Linked DNA regions of Homo sapiens: region 1 is linked to region 2. The links are chromatin contacts, found by Hi-C in ENCODE. All regions are on one chromosome and are shown on one strand. Each heading gives the region's core, a stretch centred on a gene start or an enhancer-like site at or near the end of the contact. The rest is flanking DNA. Distances are from core to core; before and after follow the strand shown. Region 1 overlaps AFF1 (ALF transcription elongation factor 1). Region 2 overlaps ARHGAP24 (Rho GTPase activating protein 24).

The links. Hi-C counts contacts between places; a loop is a spot of excess contacts on that map. Pooled maps may share reads with other maps.
Region 1: a loop to region 2 is called in a pooled map, with 6 times the contacts of the local background. The contact joins two enhancer-like sites. A Hi-C loop is called at or near these places in 2 of 37 single-sample maps with no recorded cell type and 3 of 50 pooled maps.

The regions. Positions count from the first base shown.
Region 1 is chr4:87,025,695-87,032,500 of GRCh38, forward strand. The region is part of intron 2 of AFF1 (ALF transcription elongation factor 1); the gene reads left to right. Among named protein-coding and RNA genes, the nearest start is that of AFF1, 94 kb to the left of the region's middle. Within about 2 kb of position 3,882, at least 10 of the 41 ENCODE cell types and tissues checked have a DNase peak (open chromatin) inside an H3K27ac peak, as active enhancers do.
Region 2 is chr4:85,780,506-85,787,399 of GRCh38, forward strand. All of the region lies in intron 3 of ARHGAP24 (Rho GTPase activating protein 24), which reads left to right. Among named protein-coding and RNA genes, the nearest start is that of MIR4451, 61 kb to the left of the region's middle. Within about 2 kb of position 3,151, at least 3 of the 41 ENCODE cell types and tissues checked have a DNase peak (open chromatin) inside an H3K27ac peak, as active enhancers do.

The DNA.
Region 1 (6,806 bases), core at 2,632-5,131, 1.2 Mb after region 2:
CTGCTAACGTCCTGCAATACACAGGACAGCCCCACCCTAAGAATTACCTGGCCCCAAGTGTCAATAGTGGAGAACTCTCGCTCTGCAGGTTTCGCCTAGTTCCTATGCATGGGGATGTTTGTGTTTCCGAGAGCGTCTGTACATTGTCATCAGACCCTAAATCATGCTGGCCCCAGGTGTCAGTTACTTGACCTGTATTTGCTTAGGACACAGTATGTGCAAGACACTCCTGGGTGCTCTGTGGGTTACACAGCCTTACTCTACCCCTCACCACCATGTTTAGTGAGTAAATGATTTACCCAAAGAACCACAGTTAGGAAGTGGCAGAGCCTAGGTCTGAATCCTTCACTAACTCCAGAGACCATGCTTTTTTTTTTTTTTTTTTGCGTGGTGGTGCATGCCTGTAAGGCTGAGGCAGGAGAATTGCTTGAACCCGGGAGGTGGAGGTTGCAGTGAGCTGACACCATGCCATTGCACTCCAGCCTGGGCAACAAGAGTGAAACTCTGTCTCAAAATAAATAAATAGGTAAATAAATAAAATTAAAAATTTGCCATGCACACCCAGCTAATTTTTGTACTTTTAGTAGAGATGGGGTTTTGCCATGTTGGCCAGGCTGGTCTTTGAACCCTTGACTTCAAGCGATCCTCCTGCCTCGGCCTCCCAAATTGCTGGGATTACAGGTGTGAGCCACCATGCCCTGCTGAGACCATTCCCTGTACTCGTTTACTGTGATGGTAACCAAAATGTTCCATCGTGTGGCATGTTGCTGAGCCTCCTCTCTGCCTCCTTCAGTTTCAACAAAGTCGTGGCAGGAGACTGACAAACAGCAGTCTCTGTGTGGGGACCTTGAGTGGCCATCCAGTTGCTCTGTAGTAGGAAGTGGTAGGGAAGTTGGAGGTGAGGAGGGCCCGTTAGTAGGGAACTGAGGCCAGACTTCTAAAAGAGCAAGGAAAGAATTTCGAATGACATGGTTCCTCAGCATGTCTGCAGGGAGGAGGTTTATTGCAGCAGCATTTAGAACTAGCTCAGAGGAGAAATAATGGGCGAAGGGAGATTGGTACATATAAGGTAATACCTATTGTATTACAGATTTACTTATGTAAAATGCTTTTCTAAAATCTGGTTCTCTCGTATTTTATATACCAGATGTAACTCAAACTAGATGAAATAGAACCATAGACTCAATCCTTCCTAAAAGCTCAAGGCTTTCTGGCTTGGTAATTTTGTGGGGAAGCACTTGCAGGAAAAACACTTTGAAATATGAAGAAGGAAATGTGATTCCGGTGGTTTCTTTATAGGCCCTAAATCAGTACAGGAAGAAATAGGACAAGAACCAGAGAAGATTAACTTTCTGAAACTTTACAAACAGCCTAATTCCCAAGTAGAGAAAAGTATATTTTAAAGAATGAATACTGGGGGAGGAAATGAGGGAAGGTGAATTAAGCCTTCACAGTGGCTGCTAAGGAGATTACCCTGAAAACTTCCCAGGTGGGAATCTGAAACTTACTTCTACAAATGTATGCATGTGTCTCTACTAGATTGCTTGTAGTTTCCCAGTAGAGCAAAAAGCAGAAGCCAGAGAAAGATTTGAAGGTGTTAGGTAAGTGCTCTAGTTTTGCTTGGCGTGCATGCACGGATACACATGTAACATGCACACTTCTGCTATTTCAGTTCTGCTGACAGCTGATGAAATCATGTGTCTCACAAGTTTAGGACCACTCTTGAGTTCCTTTCCTTCCAAAGATTTGCTATAATATTTCATAGATAAATTTGTGCTTCCAAATTACTCCTTTCTGCTAAAATCTGAGATTTAACCAGAAGCCTGTAAATACCCTAGAGGAGAGAGGAGAGTCTGTTGGAAAAATGTGGGGCACACAACGATCCTACCACAGTGTTTTGACCAAATTTAATAGTTTATTCTTGTGGTTATTTTTTCTAACATTATGAACATTTTCAAACATTCAGAAAAGTTTAATGAATTTCACAGTAAAAAGCCTTATTCTCAGATTATAAGTACATATTAAATAGTCCTAATTCAAAATCCTAAACATTCCAAAATCTGAAACTTTTTGTTGTTGTTGCTGTTGGGTTTTTTTTTTTTTTTTTTTTTTTTGAGGTGAGTCTCACTGTCGCCCAGACTGGAGTGCAGTGGTGTGATCAATGCAGTGGCCCATTGCAACCTCTGCCTCCTGGGGTTCAAGTGATTCTCCTGCCTCAGCCTCCCAAGTAGGTGGGATTACAGGCGTGCACCACCAGGCCTGGCTACAAAATCTGAAACTTTTTGAGTGATGACATGACACTCTAAGGAAGTGCTTATTGGAGCATTTTATTTTTCAGATTTTAAGATTAGTAGTGCTAAATGCCAGTGTTCCAAAATCCAAAAAAAAGAAAAAAAATTGAAACCCAAAACACTTAAGGTCCCAAGCATTTCAGATAAAGGGATACCCAGTCTGTATTAACATTTTATTTTACTTGCATTACCATATATTCATCTCTTTGTTGCTGTGTCCATCCATTAATGTATTTTTATACTTCTTATATAAGTTGTGGGAGAGTATACTGTCCCGTAAATAGCTTGTATATCATTAAAGTTCAGTATTTTTTTTTACGTTTTTTTTTCTTTTGGTATAAAATGCAGTGAAAGGCACAAATTTTAAGTGTACTGGCCCATTTTGACAGTGCATGCATCTGTGTAACTCATACCCCTAGTAAGATTTGGAACTATTCTTAAGGTTATTTTTTGGTGTGTATCTGGGAAGATGATTAGAAGAAGAGTAAACAAACACGTAACCTGTTTTATTTTTCTTCCTCTCAGGGTGTCATTTCAATTTTTTAAAACCTGTTGGATGAGTTGTGTGTGCTTGATAATACCTCATTTTGTAGAGATTATTTAAATTCCTTGAGGTCTCAGACCAAAGCTCTTGGATTAAGGTACGTTTTTCTTCACCTAGGTTGTCTCTTGCTGAGAATTAAAGATAAATTTTTTAGAACCAGCCCTTCTCACACTGAAGGAAAGTGGAGACTCATGTCCATTTAAGACCTCCCCATTTTTGGGTAACAGTAAAATGCATGTGACAGAATATAACTATTACTAAATCATTCCCTGCCACTCTAGGAGTGCATTTATTAGAGAAATGCTAGGACTATTGGATTGTGTTCTTCCAGTGTTATGCTTTTGAAGTTGTGGGAAGGCAGGCGGATTGTCCCCAAAGGAGGTGCCCTTAGTTGATGTCTGTCATCCTACACAGGTGGGGTCTTTTATTTCATGGCCAGGGCTCTCAAAGGCTTCCTTTTGGCCACAATGAGAGAAATCTGGGGGTGAGTGAGTGTCCTCCCAGGTAAATTAATGGTGGGTCTGTAAATAACCAGGGGCCCCAGACTGAAATCGGGCAGGTTGTAATTTGTCAGATACCTGGATGCCTGTTACCTGTTTCTTTTTATTCTGTTATCCTCTAGCATTTGGTAAACTTTGATATAAATATTGTGGCCGTTTCTGAGCTACTTTATTGTAAGAGAATAGTTGGGAATCTGTGATTAGGCTAGAGTTATAAGGGGAAACAAGGTCTCCCTGAGTGCAGGTGGGGCATAGAGGTTTTAAATGGGAAGGAATAGGTGATAAGAATATGTAAGAGGTTCACTCTACCTCCATTTGAAGACAGAGGTTTAACGTTATGAAGACTGTCAACCTGTTTCCTCCTTACACTGTCAGCCTGACAGATGTCTTTTTATGTACGTAAAGGTATTCAGATCCAGCAGTGCATTCTCCCACCAGACTTTTGAAGAATCAGGACATTTGAGGAACATTAAGTTCTGACCTTTAATAGCAGCCACTGGCTTAATTCTTCATATTTTCCAAAAACCACACCCGCCTGCTGGAATAGATAGCACAGGGAAGTTGGATGGACTCCCTGTGCCTTGGGAGTTCTTACTCCCAGAGTGTCTCCTAGTGTTTCCTTTTGCTGTGCTGTGTCCCGTATATCCTGTCATTTCCATTTATTTTATCCTCAAATTATAAAGAATTGTAGTGTTAAGTCCGTTATTCACTTTAAGATGCAGCCAGAACAGTGACTGGAGTGGTTTCATACCTCATGGGTTTCCCACACTTCCATCAACACACACTTCACAACACCTTGGAGGCATTGTGAAAAGGTCAAGCTTTGGAGATGGGGAAGAGTCCTGAAGATGTTGGGTGACATTGTACAGTGAATGGAGGCTGCCTGCTTGGCACACTTTCCATCACACATCACATTTTGCTAATCTTTTGGAATAAGGGGGAAAGACATTTAAATGAGATAATTAGAGATAAGAATGGAGATTTTAATCTTTTCCCTGAAGTCAAGAAGGCAGATAAGGAGAAATTGCTGTCACTGAAAGACTGTATATTTTACAAGAAGTTATTTCAGAAGCAGTCTCTATTCCTTTAGGCTTTAAATGAACTTAAAAAAAAAAAAATCACCCCTTGTGTTTCTTACTAATTTAGGGACTAGTCCAGGGGTCAACAAACCTTTTCTGTGAAGGACCAGATGGTAAATATTTTAGGCTTTGCAGCCCACGCGGTTTATGTTGCACCTACTTAGCTCTGCTGTGGTGGGACCAAAGCATCCATAAACAATACGTAAGCAGATGAGGATCACTATGTTCCAATGAATCTTTATTTACAAAAATAGGTAGCTGGTCCAGATTTGGCCCATGAGCCATAGTTTGCCAATCCCTGGACTAGCCCATCCTTTTATTTCTTGCTAACTTTAAGGAACATTTTAAAGTTGAAATTTAAAGATTGGCCAGTGTTAAATATGAATGGTTAAAAAAATTCTCCCCCCTTTGCCGCTGGCAGTCTTACCCTTCTTTAATTTTACTTACAAGTCTGAAACACTGGTCTAAGCATGTCAGGAAATAAGCGAACAGTTTGGGGGTGGGAGTATGCAACTAAATATTCGTTTAAAACTTACACTGAGCTTTTTTTTTTTTCTTCCCCGTTCCATTTCACATTGTTAATGTTGGCTCAGCAAACAGAATGATATGTGGAAGTCTTGAAAACAGTGTAAAATCATTTGAATTAGGAGGTTAGGCCAGACTTCACAGCAAAGCTCTGTGTAACCAGCGTCCTGGTACTCTGTGCAGACCCAGTGCTGAGTGACTCGCATTCCCAAGATTGAGCCTCTTTTGGGCAATGAGGAGCAAAAGGGGTCTGGGAATGGTGATCGGTTTTGTTTGTGTGATCATCTGAGGCCCCAGTTGAGTGCATTTGCATTCTAAACTCCCACATCCACACTCGGTTCATTTCCCGAAAACTGACAGTTTTCCACGTGCACAGTAATTTGAGATCGTTGTTTCAGGCTGAGGAAAGCCCACAGGCCGTTGTCTGGGGTGGGGGTAGGAGGGTATTGCAGGCTCTGAAAGATAATTGAGGCACTCCAGACCAGTGGAGTGGGTGGCTGCAAGACGTTATCGTCCCCACAGAGTATCAGGCATGCTTTCGGACCCATCCTGTGAGAAATCTGAGTGGAGTAAGACGGATGCAAACACCCTATGGTGAATGATCACTCCCCTACAAACTTAAGTGCTGTCTTGGGGCGGAGGCCTCTTTCTCTCTTGGAAACTTCTGCTCATCATTCAAGATTCAGCTCAGATGTCCCTGTTCTTAATTAATTAAATCACCCCAGGCTCCTCCATTTAGAGTTCCTGTTTTTCTCCTTAGTCCTTTAGCACTTGTAATCAACCTCTACTATCACTCTTAGCATATGTTTTTTTTTTTTTCTTTTGTTCCTCCTCCTTCATTTGTGTATCTCGCTAAATTGTGGAATCCCTCACCTTTTTATCCCTAGGTCTAGCACATAAGAGGAAGTCAATGTTTACTGGAAATCAGGGGCTTTTCTGTTCTCATTCTGTGAGGCTTACAACCTTGAAGTACAGAAAGCCATAGATAAATGCATTCCTGTTCTCAACTTTGACGTAAATAATATTCAAAATACAATTCTGTTTTGAAGAAATTATTTTATAAACAGGTCTTATAAAATATAAATTGTCACAGTGTATCTGGTGGTAATGTTGAATGTTTCCTTATTGTTTACTTGCAGTGGATATATTAGTGTCTGCTTTTCAGAGAGTAGAAATGGAAACTTTACAGCCTTATCAAGAACTTAACATTATTAAGGACTCTAAAAATTCTCAAGTGTATGTCTTTCTTAATTACTTGAACTCTCAGATTCTAATTTTTAGCGTTGGCTGAAGGTTAGAGGGATGCTTTAAGATTGATAAATACCTTTTGTTTTATGCAAGTGAACTGCCTATTGGTAGTGATGGTGAAAAGATGATATATTCTGCATATAAATGTTGATAGCTGAGCCAAAATCCAGCCCAAAGAATCCTGACAAGCTTTGTAAGGCTCACAACACGGCTTAGCAGAGGTCAAATGAAGGGAGACTTCTGCAGAAAAACAATGACTTACTGTTTAGCTTTAAGGAGATGCCAATTATAGCGGGTAGTAGGAGGTGAGCTGGGGTTATGATGAAAATGAGAATATTTAGAAACATGTAACTGTTGCTTGTTACCATATAAAATACCAATAGATGTTTCCAGCTTTCTTCTCCTATAATAATCTCCCTGTTCTTCCTACTTGAAATGTCTGTGGAATGAAATGGAACAAAATGAAACTGCCTCTAGTTTTTATGACATTAAGCTTTCTTTCTGTAGAAACGAGTGTGGCGTGTGTAATTAAATAACCAAAGGGAAAGATAACCAAGATCAAGATATAAACAAAAGCGCTGATGGTTCTTTAAAAGCATTTGTATGGACAACTTATTCC
Region 2 (6,894 bases), core at 1,901-4,400:
TTTTTTTCCTCCTGTGTCCACCTTCCATATTGAAGAGTGACTTCTTTACTTACTGGTGTAGACAGTTTGCATATCTCTAATAACTTCCTTCAACCTCAACAACCTCTTCATGATTATTTTGTGCTGGGAGCAAGAACACCAGAAAATGAACAAGTTTATAAAAAATTATGGACGAATAAGAGGCAATAACTTTATCTGAGGGTCCAAGAGATTCTCTTATGAGAAACGTGCATGTGCCAAAGGACATAGACACAGTGACATCTATTTTGGGTGCTCAGGAGACACTTGGCTTGTGTCCAAGTTCTTAGTTGTGTTCTGTAGTAGAGGTTGCCATGGAAGTAGTTCTGGAATAAGTAATGTGTTACTGCATCTTATACAGAAAGTGTGGTTTGTTCTTTTTATAAAGTTACTGGAGGTGTGTGTCAAGGAATCAGTGACTAAACAAATCCCAAGAGGCATACCTAATATTAATCAAGCACTAAGTGTTTTATTTTAGTCCCATTCACAATCACGCTGTTCACATGCATGTCTAGCTGGGAAACAGCATAATAATGCTTTGTAGGAAAGAGAGAAAAGGAAAAAAATATTCATTTTCTGGTTTATTCAATTCTTCTGTGTGGAGATTATGCTTAAGAAAACAATGAATAAGGCAAGATTTATTTTCTCAGTGATTTTTCTGATTTCTTGAATGGCTTTCTAACTTACAAGTTCTTTTAAGCTGAAAAACACTACAAAGCAATTTTATAAACCATGTACAATGAATTAGTAGCACAATATATGACAATATGTGTTTTCTTCTAATATTTTTATATTGTGCATTTTAGAGCAAAACGAATCACTGATTTCTCAAAGATCTTGAAAATGATAGTAGTCACTTTTATTAATCTCACTCTACAAAAGAAAAAAACTGGATATATTACATACATTTATTAAGCTATAAGCTGAGTCCAGGGCAATTCTATGTTTCAACTTTAATTAGATTCCTTGGCTAAATACTTGATCATTTAACTTTATTTGGAATCACATTGTGAAGACTTTTGTATTAGAAGCTCATTTTTCTTTAATTTTTAAAAAAATACAAGTTTCACCTAGTCACTGTAGAAATTTTTCCTAAGTGTTAAAGCATCAGATGGTGTATATGACAAACTTTTCTGTTTGAAACAATGAATTAGAGACTGGCTTTTGTCTGCAATAATGAATTTGGGATATGCATATGTTTGTTAACTTTGTCTAAAACAATTCTCTAGGCCAGGCATGGTGATTCACACCTGTAATCCCAGCACTTTGGGAGGCCAAGGCGGACGAATCACTTGAGGTCAGGAGTTCGAGGGCAGCCTGGCCAACATGGTGAAACCCCATCTCTACTACAAAAAATAAAAAAATTAGCCAGGCACGGTGGCGCATGTCTGTAATCCCAGCTACCCGGGAGGCTGAGGTAGGAGCATCACTGCAACCTGGTAGGCGGAGGTTTCAGTGAGCCGAGATCACACCACTGCACTCCAATATGGGCAACAGAGTGAGATTCTATCTCAAAAAAAAAAAAAAAGAAAAAAAAAAGAAAAAAAAAACAATTGTCTAGAAATTGTGCTTATTTTTGCTTCCTACCTTCAGTTAGGTGGCATGACTTATTTTAAAATGAAATGTTATTCCAATTGAAACACCGCTGTTTTAAACTGAAAATATGCTATGTTAAGTCAATTCAGTAAAGCTTTTCCTCACTTGACTCCTCTTTCATTTTAATCGAAATTTAATTTTCGTGTTCATACCTAAATAGGAAATTCGACATACTAAAGAATATGTATTTTAAATTTAGAACTTTTGTACCATAAGACCTAAATTTAAAATTCCTGAAATGTCAGTGTCATTTTGAATACACGCTTAGGAAGACTTCGATTTAGAAAGATACTTTTCAAACCTGGAAAAGGAAACAACCATTTAAATGAATTAATGCATGTTAGCATTCACTGATAACACCTTATAAGGGTGCTTCTTAGTACAACCTTATGAGAATTCTCCAGAAGCCTCAGAATTCAGCCCCTTATAAACTAGAATTCAGTGAGCAAGATTTATGTTTCCCAAGGAACTGTCAAGCTTAGTGCTTTTGATTGTGTTCAGGGAAGAGAAGATATTGAGATTTCTGAAGTTGTTGAACAGAGAAAGAGATAAATGCTTTGTTCTTTGAAAAATCCACATTTAGTTCATTTTCAATTACAATCTCCCAGGGAAAAAAGATACTCAAACTGACTCAAGTATGTTCCTACATATTGGCCTTTGTTTAACATATTAAATTGGAGCTTCTGGACAGTTGAAGAGGTAATATGAATCCAAGGTTCTTTTTGTATTAATACATCTTAATCATGAAATAAATGTTTGTTGAATGACTATTACTTTCAAACCTTAATTTAAAAAGACATCGACAAATAAAATGATGTTAAAACTGCTATGTTTTATTTCATATTTGATTATTGGAGTATTTGTTACTTAGTATACTGCTGAATCATGCTAAAACATGAACAGTTCATTAAGCAAAGCCATTTAATAAATTCTGAAATTACTGTTAGCAAACAGTAATTTGGAACTGTAAATTGCCAGAAGAAAAAGCATCGGGTATCTACAGTCAATAATAATTCAGAAAGTGGAATTGGAGGACAAGAAGGTCTCAAGTGTTATTCTATAACCCCCCTCCTTTTCTTTTTTGGTTTTGTTTCTTTTGCTGTAGGTATTGTGGAAATTATTTGTTTTATATCAATCAGAACACTTTGAAAAAAAATTTTACTGTTGTGTATTCTTCCATTCTATGGTTATACTGTACATAATAGAACATGGCTCCTATTGTTGGGGACCTACATTGTTTCAGTGACTTCTGCTGTGAATAAAATTAGGATAAGCATTCTTTTACATATGACTTTGCTCATTTGATTATTTCAGAACTGAAATGACTTGGAAATTAGTGAGTCCTGATCACTTTTTTTTTTTTAAGAGTAGGAGAACTAGTCCTGAAATATCACTGATCTAGAACCTTGGCTTCCAAGCTTTCAGTCTAATATCTGTATCTAGCCAGAAGTAATGACTGAGTGACAAATACATAAGGGGGCAGGAAGTGAAAGCATAATTTCCTTCTGTCTGAGTAAGAGGTCAATCATGTACCCCATTCTCTGAAAATCCCCAGGGAGTGGAAGGGTTCTCATACTAAAGAAAACAGTCACGATTCCATGCCAGACTTTATTCTCAAGGAGTGATAAACATATGATAGCTATGGGAACATTTTTAAATAGCTGTCATTTTGTTAATGAGTATTTGCTAAAGCATTTCCTGGGCCACTGGTGTTTATGGAACTTTTAAACAAAATATTTATGAAGATGGAACCGGGACTTGCTTCATAAATTATGTCCTTTTACTTGCACCTTTGCTTTTCCTCACTGCACAACGATGTTCAGGCCTCTTCTACATGAAACAAACAAACAAATCTTCAGCCTTTTCAACCATGTTCTTTTTTCCTGGTGCCAAGAAAAATTTATATTTTTTGTTTCTTCTCCCTTGCCTCCCTCTGAGTTGATTGCCCTTTGCACTTTGGCATTATTTCTACCACAATATTGAAATGACCTCTCAGAGGTTGCTCATGATGGCTGAATTAACAGTTAAATTCAACAGCTTTTTATCTCTGTCTTCACCTTCTGTTCTTTCTGCCATCTATACTGTTTACCCTCATGCTCTTCTTGAAATAGTTCTGTCTTTTGATATTAGAGATCTTGTAGAGATCTAGTGCATAGCCTATGGCTCTGCCCCTCTCCTAGGCTTTTTTTTTTCTTCCCTCTTGTTAGAGGGCTCCTGTTTTCTTCCCACCTTCTTGGTTTCAGTGTCTGTGTTTATTTTGTTTTCTCTCTTAGTCTTTCTTCCTTGGAAAATTTCATATAGGCCTATGGCTTCATCTTAAAGCTCAATGTGGATATCTGATCAGCAAAGCCTCTTCCACCCTTTGTGCGAGTTGTAACAAACGTCCCCTTCCTCCAGATGCACAATGCTCGCATCAGGATCTTCAGCTTGGCAGCAAACTGAGCTGGATTTCAGCCCCTGCTCAGCCTGCACAACCTCAGACAGTTGCCCTGCTGGTCAGGGCCTCCTATTCAATGCTGTCTATGGTATTCCAGTGCTTCAAACTCCATGTCTTTCCCTCAGTCAAACTAGCCTTCCATCTTTCATCTCCTCCATCACTTTTTATACAACCAGGTGCCAATTAGAATTTTAGCAACCATTTCCTTGGCATTTTTCCTTTTTATTTCCATGGCCACATTCTTGCTCAGAATTTAATTCCCTCTTGTTAGCCTACTGTCCCCGCCCCAATCCTTTTCTACTACAGTCTATCCTCTATACATTTGGCAATTTGAAGATGATTATATATCTCTATCTATCTATCTATCTATCTATCTATCTATCTATCTATCTATCTATCTATCTCTCTATCTCTCTATCTGCTTTCCTATCTAGATATAGACACATAAATATAGATAGATATAATTATACCCCCCAACTTTTCAATGAGTCCTTAGCAGATGGACAGAAGCAGAGGCTGTAAAGTTGAATTTCAGAATTTGAGGTCCAGCTTTGGTGCATTCACGTGTGTCATCCTGTGTGTTACTCAGTTTCAGGGTGTCAATAATGAATAACCTATGTCAAAACCTTCTATGTGCCAGCCACAGTGCTCTGAGCATTTCCCATATATTGTTCATTCAGCACTCAAAAGAAAACATTTTGTTCTGTTTGTACTAGACATTATAAAAATGGAATCAAATTTATCTTAAAGAGACTGCTTTATTCTCTGAGTTCAATTTGGGTTTTGAAGAAGTCTACAGTAAAGTTAAATTCAGATAATACCAATGGTCTTGGCCCGATTGCAAGTGGTGGTAAAACAAAGGCAAGTGAGTATTATATTTTATTTTGAGATAAAATCATCTCCTTGTTCTGTTTTTGTTGTTGTTGTTGTTATTTTGTTTTGTTTTGTTTTTTTAAGAAAGAGCAGCAAGAAAAGTAAAACAGATTTTTTTTCTTTTTAACAATTACAAACTACATAACGCAAATAAACACTTTCCTTTGTTCAATGCTTATATGTGGTTTTCTTTATTTATTCTTAGTGTCACAAAACAAGCAACTGGAGTAGCCAGAAACCTATCCCACATTTTTTGACACCAGGCTGCCTCATTTGCCAGAATACTGTCCTTTCTTTCAATTTAAGAATCCATCAGTGCCGTTGTCAAATTTAAGTGGAAATACTTCAAAGTAATGACTAAGGGTCTTCAGACATGTGCCAGGAATATTATTTTGCTATAACTGCTACCCTAGAGTCATAAATTAATTTTCCAGAGTGACACCTCCTTGTCACTTTGGGAAGATAAAGTGACCATCATTTCTTATACCCAGTATGGGTTTTTGGAAGGCTGTTGTTAGTGTTTCTTCTAATGCTTCTCTCAGAGACCACTACTACCTTTTTTTTTTATTTCTGTAAAAGGACTTAGGCTTTTTCTTAACATCTATGGCCTATTTCATTTCCTTAATTAACTAATTACTTATAAATGGAAGTTGCATAAGTCATACAATTGGGAAGTTGGATGGGATCTTAATGATCTCGTAATTAACCCCCACATATTTCTCTAATGACCAAAACTGTCCAAACTAAGTTAAGAACTTATCAATAATCACATAGCAACTCTAGAATGTGTTTCCTCATTAAGAACCTGCAGCCATACTGGCAACTTCTTGGAGTATTAATTCCATTGCAAAGTCTCAAACCTGCAGCAGAAATAAACCTGAGGCTTCTCTTCCTTTCTCTCTTCATCTTTGGCTGTCAGCAGGAATAACATCTTAGAAATCCATCCTCTTTCATTCATAGGAGCTACTTTTTAGTAGGGGAAGCCTTCCACACAATGTTTTCTTGACTTTGAACTTCTGTAGCTCTTGAAATGGGAATTAGTGGCATACATAACAAATAAAATAATAAAATATTTATGAATCGCCCCCAAAGTGCAGCTCCCAATGCTCCACAGTATTCTCTGAAGTAAAGCAAATCTTTGTGTCAGAGATATGCATTTCAAAAAGTATTAACATGATATTGTGGCAGTTTTATAATATGAAGTACTGTATCTCTTATGAACACACACACACAGAGATATTGGGGGAAATTGTTTGGGACAACAAACCCAATTAGAGTAAATGTTGAATGCTTCCCTTCTTCCTTCCCCTCAGGCTTGTCACTAACTCTGCCCACTTTCTCATATACATGGCTGGCTTCAGCATTTCTGTACTTTCTCACCTTTGTATGGTTTGCCACATGCAGGTGGTTTTTCAGCCCAGAGAAGTTTTCCCAGTTCTTGTTTTTCTGGAATCATTACTTCTGAATCACTTTACTTCATCCCTCCTCTTTCAAAACTTTGCTGTGACTTTCAGCACTTCACATTTTGACTTCTTACTAACCAGTCCATTCAAGCTCAGCTGGACTGTAAGCTCTTTGAGGGCAGGGGCTTTGTCTTACATATTTGTCTGAGCACAGTGTTTCACCCACAAATCCCAAATTTTGGGGTCCAGTATTGCTCTGGTCTTGTTACAAATGTGGACATATCCTCTGTGAGAATGTGCTGACAGATTGCCCGGCCTGTCGCAGTGGACATTTAATTAAGTGACTGGAAAGTTAAAAGACACTAACAAGAGGATATGAGCTTGCTTTTCTTCCCTTTTGGTAAAATATTCCAGGCCTTTGCTCTCCATATATTTCATTTCTTATTTGCTCAGATTTCATAATAAAGCAGATGACCATTCAGGTGACTCATTCAACTTTGTTTATCTTAGATTCTTCACCATTTGTTGGAGTTTCAGCAGTTGTGCTTCACATGATGGGGACTTAGA